Regions from separate parts of the Mus musculus genome. Here region 1 is linked to region 2. A link is a contact called in ENCODE Hi-C data. All regions are on one chromosome and are shown on one strand. The core of a region is the stretch at or near the end of the contact, and the rest is flanking DNA. Distances in the headings are between cores, read along the strand shown.

Region 1 (5,102 bases), core at 1,157-3,656, 47 kb after region 2:
AACCACTCTGGAAATTAGTCTGGCGGTTCCTCAGAAAACTGGACATAGTACTACCAGAGGATCCAGCAATACCTCTCTTGGACATATATTCAGATGTTCCAACTGGTAATAAGAACACATGCTCCACTATGTTCATAGCAGCCTTATTTATAATAGCCAGAAGCTGGAAAGAACAGAGATGTCTCTCAACAGAGGAATGGATACAGAGAATGTGGTACATTTACACAATGGAGTACTACTCAGCTATTAAAAAGAATAAATTTATGAAAGTCCTAGTCAAATGGGTGGATCTGGAAGTTATCATTCTGAGTGAAGTAACTCAATCACAAAAGAACACACATGATATGTACTCTCTGATAAGTGGATATTAGCCCAGAAACTTAGAATACCCAAGATACAATTTGCAAAACGCATGAAACTCAAGAAGAACCAAGACCAAAGTGTGGACACTTCGCCCCTTCTTAGAATTGGGAACAAAACACCCAATGGAAGGAGTTACAGAGACAAAGTTTGGAGCTGAGACGAAAGGATGGACCATCCAGAGACTACCTCACCTGGGGATCCATTCCATAATCAGCCGCCAAACCCAGATACTATTGCATATGCCAGCAAGATTTTGCTGAAAGGACCCTGATATAGCTGTCTCTTGTGAGGCGATGCAAGTGCCTGGCAAACACAGAACTGGATGCTCACAGTCAGCTATTAGATGGAACACAGGAGCTAGAGAAAGTACCCAAGGAACTGAAGGGGTCTGCAACCCTATATGTGGAACAACAATATGAACTAACCAGTACCCCCATAGCTCATGTCTCTAACTGCATATGTAGCAGAAGATAGCCTAGTTGGTCATTACTGGGAAGAGCCTTGGTCTTGCAAAATTTATATGCCCCAGTACAGGGGAGCCCCAGGGCCAAGAAGTGGGAGTGGGTGGGTAGGGGAGCAGGGGTGGAGGGGAGGTTATTGGGGACTTTCGGGATAGCATTTGAAATGTAAGTGAAGAAAATACCTAATAAATTTTGGGGGAAAAAGCTAACAATGTAGCTTCATAAATAGTTTGTCAATTTATATGTTGCTAATTTACTTTATATTTGTTTTTGTGGATGTGATAATAAAGATCTACTTTCCTTATTACTTAAGAAAATAAAGGTTTTTAAAATTCTAACTCCTTAAATATGGAAAATAGTTTTCATAAGGAGGACTGTGTTGTTGGATAAATTTAGAGAGACAAGAGAGGACACAGGAATAACAGCAGCATGTTAAATGTTGGCAACATCTTGTATGTTGACTGTGATAGATTTTGGTACTATCATTTGATTTTTCATTGGTTCAAAGAGAGAACAGCAACTATTCATATATATATATATCTTTATCCAACCTGCCTTAAAGTGCACAAGTATGATTTTTATCTTCAAAACTGCAAACCACAATGTCTGCTTTTCTAACCTGGAGCATAACATGCAAATGTAAAACAGAAGGCTTTTGGGGACAACAGCTACAAAAAACTTGTGTCGGCCCAGGGAGGTCCTTGTCACTATTGTAGTCATGACTGCTGTATGGACTGAGGAAGCCTGTATATACCGGGCATTTACAAATGTCTGTTCCTGTCCTCATTGTCAGATTTTATCAATGCTTAAGAGGCTTATTCTTTGGAAAGTAGCTGCCTCTGGAGAAGATGATGTAATTGTGACTCACTTGTGAGATTCTTTAAAGTAAGGGACTGTTCCTTAAAATAGAAAGGGATTTTCACTTTGAGGACAAAAAGTTTTCTCTGTTTACTCTTAGTCATAGGGTGACTATATCCCTCTTCACAATTCTTACCCTGCTTCTTTAGTCACATCATGGAAACACTTGGAATGTGTGGTGGCTCATGTATATGAAAATGCAGTTCCCAATCATTGGCCTTTTTAGGGGATGTTATGTAACCTTTAGGAGATAGCTTGAGGAAGGACATCATCATGGGCAGGCTTTGAGGTTTTTATAGACTGGCCCACTTCCTGTTCTTTTGCTCTGCTTTTTTGTGTATGAAATGAGATCTTTCTGCTTCCTTACTGCCTGGCTTCCAGTTCTTGCTGGTATGTCTTCCCTACAATGCATAGCAATCCCTCAAGAATTGTACATTAAAATAAACCATTTTTTTTCTCTTAGTTGCTTTTGGTCATGGATATATCTCTGTACTGAAAATGCCTTCACCTATGCGTTTAATTAAAAACTGCTATGCTAATACATATTTTTTCCTTTTTCATTGAGATGAGAATTTCATTCTGTAGCCTAGGCTGATTTGGAATTCACTCTGTAGCCCAGGCTGGCTTGGAACTAATTTTGAGCTGCCTGTTACTATTTCAGTCTCCAGAGTTTTGTGAGCAACATGAGATATCACATGTGTGTTACCATGACTGTCTAGGGCTGCTATTTTCTGTTGATACAATTTTTAGTAGTCTAGCATGCTTGCTTTTCAAAAAAGAATGTCTAGAAATAAATTCCAAGATGATGGTTGGGAGCCCATTTACTGCTTATAGGGAAGGAGCAACATTGTCCCTCTGGGTTCATGCTTCTCTTGACACAGGACACTTTCAGAGCAGTACTCATCAGTGTCCACTGTGGTCTTGTGGAACACTGCCCAACTAGTGAATTTAACTGTAACACTGCCCAAACTTCCTGTTCTTACCCCTTCTTATGTGTTTTCTCAAATGGGCTCAGCCCCTTTCTGAATATTCTTGCATGGTTTGTACCTTGGACTTAGGTATGCAAGATTTAGAAGAGCTCACAATTTTCAGGTTTCACATTCCTTTTAAATGTTGAGCATGGTATCTTTCAAGTCTCTTTCAGCTCTATAGTACCTTTTCTATGCTTCTGTGTTCTTATGCATTTAACTTTAATCTAAGTTCTTAATCTAATCTTAGTATTATTTTCATTACATATCACAAGCAGAGATAGGAGGAAATGGTATCTTAGTGCCTAAAATGCAGCATCAAGAACATTTCAAATTATAATGAACCCTTAATTAATTGTTAATAAGTTACTTTTCTCTAATTTATTTCAGATGCCTTCTGTTTAAAAGGCAGATAGTGCCGTTGGACGTGGGGTAGTCAAGATAAATATAATGGGGATATATTTATGATGCTACTTGGATATGTGATACAAGTAACAGTGATGACTGTTTTAGTTTGGGCTTCTATCAATGTCAAAAAACACTGTGACCAAAAACAACTTGGGGATGAAAGGGTTTATTTGACTTATTCTATCATAATTCATTGAGAGAAGCCAAGTTAAGAATCTAGAGGCATGAACTGAAGCAGAAACTGTGAACCAATGCTTCTTACTGGCTTGCTCCCTATGGTGTACTCAGCCTGTTTTCATATAGCACTCAGGACCAGGCATGGCAGCATTCACAGTGAACTGAACCCTCCCACATCAGTTGTCAATCAAGAAGCCTCTGAGGCTTGCCAACAGACCAATCTTCTATAGGCATTTTCTGAACTGACATATTCTCTTCTGAAAAGACTCTAGTTTGGGTCAAGTTAATATAAGCAACCAGCACAGTGACAGTTAAAATTGTAGTACTGTAGAGGACAGAATGAACATTCTGGAGTGTTATACTAAGGCTTATAAGTGCTCATACTGGGCATCCTGGAGGCAAGGTTATGAGAATTTAACTGTAACTTCAGCACATGGGCAGTGGCAGAAGATGGAGGCAGCCTGGGCTACATAGTAAGACTTTGTCTCCAAACTCCAAAGGATGCTGATGTGGCTCACTGGTTAGAGAGCTTGCCTAGCTTGTACAAAGCCCTGCTGGGTTCCATCTGTTTCCATTTTTCTTTGTTTCTCTATCACCCTTCTCCCCAACTCCTAGTTCTAGTTTATTCTGGGTTTCTAAACTCATTCAAACTTAAGTACAGTCATTGGTCATTGTTTTAGTTTGGGTTTTACTGCTGTGAACAGACACCATGACCAAGGTAAATCTTTTCTCAATCCATTATTATCAGGGAAGGAACATGACAGCTTTCAGGCAGGCATGGCACACGAGGAGCTGAGAATTCTACATGTTCATCTGAAGGCCACTATGAGAAGGCTGGCTCCCATGTGATAAGGAGGAGGGTCTAATTGCCTACGCTAACAGTGACACACTTCCTCCAACAAGGCCACACCTCCAAATACTGCCACTCCCTGGGACAAATATATTCAAAGCACCACAGTCATACAGTCATCTCTAATGCTGCATTCATGCAAAAACTTTGTGTACCACTCTTCAGTGGTATTGCCATTCAACCTTTGAGTCAGTACTTTTAAAGCCAGAGAAAGTTTGTATTAAAAAAAATATATACACACTGTTTTGAAGTTTGAAGGAAAAAACTAAATTTTATTTTATTTAAAAATTCTTTTGACATTTGTTGTGTATGTGTGTTCATGCATGTGCTTACAAGCATGTTCATGCCATGGTATGCATGTTAAAGTAAGAAGAAAACTTGCAGAAGTAGATCTAAGGTGATCAGTGCCTTTACCAACTTAGACATCTTACTAGCCTATGATGGGTATTCCTGGTTGACTACATCTGGAATGAACTACAGTCCACATATGGAGGGCACAAACTGTGATCCATATCTTGAGGCTGGAAGACACAGGCTTCTGACCCAGATCTTGCCATGGAGAACTTGAGGCATAGTGGCCATGAAAAGTTTAGGCCCAGGCAAGGTAGTACAAGCCTTTAATCCCAGGAGATTAAGGCAAACAAATCTGAGTTCAAGGCCAGCAAAGGAAATTCCAGATCCGCATGATGGTACATTCCTTTAATCTTGGCCACACCTTCTGCTGGAGACTTACATAAGGATGTTGGAAGAAGGAAGACTCACTGTATTTTTCCTGATAATAGTTACCTGCCAGCACATTGGTTGGAATTTACTTCTTCAGGATTCCAGTTTATACAAAAGACCAGGTAAACAACTAGCCCCATGGGACTGAGAAACTACTAGAGTGTTGGACTTCCCATTCACAGTTGTCCAATATTGGGTTAGTTAGATTACTTACTGTAAGTCATTACAATATATTTCCTTAATATATAAAGAGATATCATAAGTTTTGTGACTCTAGAGAACCAGACTAATATA
Region 2 (4,828 bases), core at 571-3,070:
TCCCTAACCTAGAAGGAAGCTAAATTCCAGGGATCTAAACACAAATACATCCTCCAATGACAGTTTCAAAGATCTTAAGACACCTAAAGTGATATTTTTACTTCAGATTCAAGTAACCCTTAGTTTCTAACTAAATATAAACATATTACATTTAGGTATTTAAACACACTCATTCTTTTTGAGCTTTATTGACTATGTGCTCTGTGATGTCATCAGGCTCTGGAAATTCCCAGCACATAGTGAGTGAAATTAGCGTGTTTCAGAAAAACTTACGGATCTAAACAAATCCCACCGATGAAACCAACAGTACTCAAGTCCACATTACTATTCAAATCATCAAATGTCATGATTTTTAAAAACTTAGAAAAGCAAGTATTCATTTGTGCAGCTGCAACAGGAAAATGTGAACTTGCATTGGCATACCAGTTTTTCTACTTGTGATTTCTGAACTTTTCCAAAACATAAAATACTTTATATTATACGCCAAACCTGTAGCGCTATCCAGCTTCCCAAGTGTCTGAAAAGATATTTATTTGGAAAATAAAAGTGGAGCACCTGATTGAGGGAAGTGCTGTGCCCTAGAGGAAAGAGCTCAAGGTATGACATATGAAAACACTCCATCTTCACCATCACCCACAAACAAGACTGCCAAGCGCCCAGGAGCATCCTGACTGCCTGAAGAAAGACAAATATTTAGATTCCCAAGATTGCATTTCTAGAGCATGCTTTTCAAAATCCAAGGATTTAAAACTAAGATGAGCTTTAAAAAAATCTTAAAAACAGTAAGGTAATCAGAGGTAAGTCCTAGCACATTCTTTTGTACTTTAAAATGGAAATACTCAAGTAGACCCTCAAAATTACAAAATACAAGGTTAGAGGATAAGAATCTTGCAAATCAGCAAATAAGTCCAAGAGCTGCCACCAAGCCCAGGGTGATGATGTCTCTCTAATGCGGCCTTAATTTCCTTTAGGGAAGATGGATGGGGCATTTCTGGTTAGTTGTGGAAAAAGAGACACAAGAAGCCAGGCTTTATGTTCATTAGAATTGGAAAAGGGCAAATGGATCAAAACATTAGTAGCGAAGAGGGGGTGGGTGGGGGTGGGAGGACAAGGGTAATCCAGTTTCCAATCAGGCCAGTGGGTGCTGCAGAGAAGCCAGAGGAAAACTGGCTTCGGAGCCAAACTGTGCCAAGCATCGGGCATTACAAAAGACCAGTGTGACAACCCACACCCCGGGGCATCACGCACACACCCAGCGGGTACTCCCTCACCCTCACCTCCTGTAGCAATTATGCAATTTGGGAAGAGCTCCGGACAGCCGGGCACTTTGCGCCGCGACATCCATCCTGGACTTTGCGGAGACTTAGTTCCTGGCTGCGGTGGGCTCGGGAGGGGAGGGGAGAGGTCCTCGTGGGCGAAGGACGGCCACACTCTGCGGGACGGGGGAGGGGCGCGCGGGCCCCAGCGGACACGCGCAGGGTCAGGGAGGCCTGCGGGGCCGCGGGCGCGCACCCGAGCCGAGGCCGCGGCGGGGGCGGGGATCTCGCCGGGCTGGCCCTCGCCGCGTGGGGTCCCCGCGCGCCCCACGCCGCGGCTCTGGCCGCGGCCACGCCCGCCCGCCCTCACCTACTCACCTCGCGGCGTCGCCCGCGCTCCAGCCGCGGCTCCGACGCCGAGTCCGGGAGTGAAACCGCCGCCTCCGCGAGCCGCCGCCGCCGCCACCGCCGCCGCCGCCCGCCGTCCGCGCGCGCCCCCTCCCAAGCGCGCGCTCGCCCTGCCTGCCCTGAGAGCCCGCGACAGCGCGAGCCCCACGTCGGCCTCGCGGTGTCGCGCCCGCGAGCCCGCGACGCGATTTAGCCCCGCCCCCGCCGGCGCGTGCCCGCTCGAGGACCTGTGAGGTGCGCGCGCAAAAGTAAAGTGACAGCTGAGTCCTGGGCTGGGCGGGCCGGAGCAAAGGCGGGTTAGGGCGAAGGGAAAGGGAGGAGGGAAATCGAGGCTCAACGGCGGCGGGAAGGGAGGGACGAGAGGACCTTGAGGAGCGCACGAATTAAAGGGACACGCGGGCTAAGGGGTGGGGTTGCGCTTCAATAAGGTGCAGTGCGGCGGACTGGGATGAGGGGTAGGGAGAACACACACACACACACACACACACACACACACACACACACACCTGCACCACCAGCTCGTGCTCGCGCAGGACCCACCTGCACCGCTGTTGGAAAACTTCGCGTGGGCCCGGGTGAAGCCACATTTTACCCCTTAACTGCTGCAGGGAAGGTCCTGCGGTGCCTAGTCCTGTCCAGGGCTGCTAGCTGTCACTCTGGGAGGCTGGGGAGGGCGGGGCGGGACGAAGGGGGCAGCACTATCAGAGCAAGTGGGAGGCTGCCACTGTGCCTGAAAGACACAGGTGGGATAGTAGCCATGCTGTGGGTGGCCTGAGGAATATAAGGTTGCCCTGTCATTGTAGCCCAAAATAGCTACTTAAAACAAAACAAAACAAAACAAAACAAAAACCTGCACATGCTTTGTTAACTCAGCGCCCATGAACTCACTTCACCACCACCACCACCACCACCACCACCACCACCACCACCACCACCACCACCACCCACACACACACACACACAACACCTCCAGCCTATCATAACCGCTGAGATCTAGGACTACTCTTAACTTCTGTGAGGATTCTTGGGAGTGGCTGAGCCCATGCACTAGTCCTGCTCAGCAGAGAGGGCTAAAGACAGACCTCCATTTCAAGTATGGTCCAAATCACTTGAACAGTGCTAGCCAATACATAGGAAACCATGGGAAACCCAACCTACCAGATGCCATAGGCCACCATGGGAATGTGAAGTTCTGAGTCAATCAAGCAGCCTAAACAACTAGTGCAAAAAGACCCCAGAGACTAGAGCAATACAAGACTCATAACCTGTATCTGGAACAGAAAATGCTTCCACGAGATACATTCAAGAACTGGCTTTTAACCAATTACATCACTGAAAACTGCCCAAAGCAGCTAGTAATGTCTAGCCTGGAACTGACTACTGAGAAAAAAAAAATGACAGCACCTTTGTCCTTACGAATGTCAGCTCAAGAATGTATGAGAGGAAGAGTTAGAAATGAGTGAAACCTGGTTTTCTGGTTTGTGTGGCCACTTAAATCTGTCTCATGGTGTGTGTATTTCCGACATAGTACAGTGTATTAGTAGAAATGCATCATATTTAGAATATGATCAAATACAGTATTTCATAGACAGTCTTAACCTCATGAACTCTTTGCCTATTCCCATTCTTCTGATTATGTTTCAAGAATACAGAAGTAGCAGAGCCTTGACTGTGTTTTGAAACCCTTTAAAAATTGTTTTGTTTTGATGCTGGGATTTGACCCAGGGCTTCAACAGGCTAAGCAGGCACAGAAGTTCTGCCACTGAACTCTACATCCTGCCTCTGGTAGCCTATGCTTCTGTGTGTGTGCTGTTGGCTTACAATGAATGTTTCATAAGAAAACACCCTTCTGCCCCAGCCACTGTTGAGTCGTTTTGTTGTTCTGTCACTGGCAGTGGGGCTTGGGGATGTTGTGATGTCAGCTTCCACTCAGGGAATAGAATTGAAGAGCTTCGATGCCATTGTTGAAACTGTGTTTCAGCAGCATTTTGTCCATCTGCAGATGTTTTAGCTGGCATTTTTCAAAGTTCAAAACAGGACTATAAGTCCGATTCACCCTTATCATTCATTCTAGGAATACTAAATACTGTGGGCCAGGCTCTTGTTTATTGAGTCTAGGTAGTAGGGATATAACTATGAATGAAGAGGAGAGCCAGGCCTCACAGGGTTTCCCTGTTCTTATCCTTGTCAGTTTCACACTCTACATTAGATCATTAGTGAATTCTGCTGATCTTGTTGTCCAAAATGTCTGCTGATCATTATTCCAGAAAGCAACAGCCAGTCAAGTCCCAGGTATATGTATGGCAATGAGTCTCTATTACAAAAATGTGGCATCTCTAACACAACCCCTACACCCCAAGACCGGAGTCTTGGAAGTCTAAGGAAATCTAAGGATTTAGGGTACAAGGAAATCTAAGGATTTAGATACAATGAGGCCGAAGAATGCTTTTTAGGAACCAGAAGATATGGAAGGCTGCAGCAAAACAGCATCTTGTGGACAAAGTAGGGATGTGGCACCTATAGACTCACAAGTGTGCCTGTCTGCATAGAACCACAGTGATCAAAATGCCAATATAGATGGGGGTAGGATCACAAGCCCCACCTCCAGGTGAACAGCTACAGGGATTCAAAGCCTTCTGAGGGAGGGTTGGCTTTCTTCAGGGACAAGAAAGGTTGCCCAAACCCTAGTGGTCAGTTATACATCCATATCCATACACAAGCAAGTCTACCTGCACTCAGTAGTCTGCCTTTGTGCAAGTGAATTACAGAAGGGGAGGACATAAACTGGGGATTTGAGACAGGGATATGGGTGGAGAAAGAGAAGGATTTAGAGAGGGCAAGAAGTAGGATATGATGAAAATGCATTGAACTCATATAGAAAATTCTCAAAATAAAGCCCTCAAGAAATGTCTGCTGAAATGTCTATATCTTCCCATCCCTACTTACTGCATTCTAATTCCCTGGTTGGGGCAAGTGTGGACTGTGGAGTCAGTGGAAACCCTTAACTGTCTTGCGCGCGCGCTCCACTGGCCAGGAAGAACGACGCTGCAACAGGATCCTTCTGCAGAGAAGATCCTTCTGGAGAGCTTGATTGTAGAGGCGAAAAGACCCCGAGCCCAGAACTGGTGCTGCTTTTATAGGCCTAGGAGAGGCGTGTCTTACAC

The links. A loop is a pair of places that touch in the nucleus more often than their neighbours do.
Region 1: a map of T-helper 1 cell shows a loop between it and region 2 (2.1-fold over the local background). The contact joins the enhancer-like site here to the promoter of Ube2e2 in region 2. A Hi-C loop is called at or near these places in 3 of 37 maps with a recorded cell type or tissue (T-helper 1 cell, T-helper 17 cell and regulatory T cell).

What each region holds. Positions count from the first base shown.
Region 1 is chr14:18,938,438-18,943,539 of GRCm38, forward strand. No RefSeq gene overlaps it. Among named protein-coding and RNA genes, the nearest start is that of Ube2e2, 47 kb to the left of the region's middle. Within about 2 kb of position 2,407, at least 1 of the 3 ENCODE cell types and tissues checked has a DNase peak (open chromatin) inside an H3K27ac peak, as active enhancers do.
Region 2 is chr14:18,891,951-18,896,778 of GRCm38, forward strand. It overlaps Ube2e2 (ubiquitin-conjugating enzyme E2E 2), which reads right to left and starts at 1,821. Exons shown (of 6, transcript NM_144839.2): 1 at 1,635-1,821.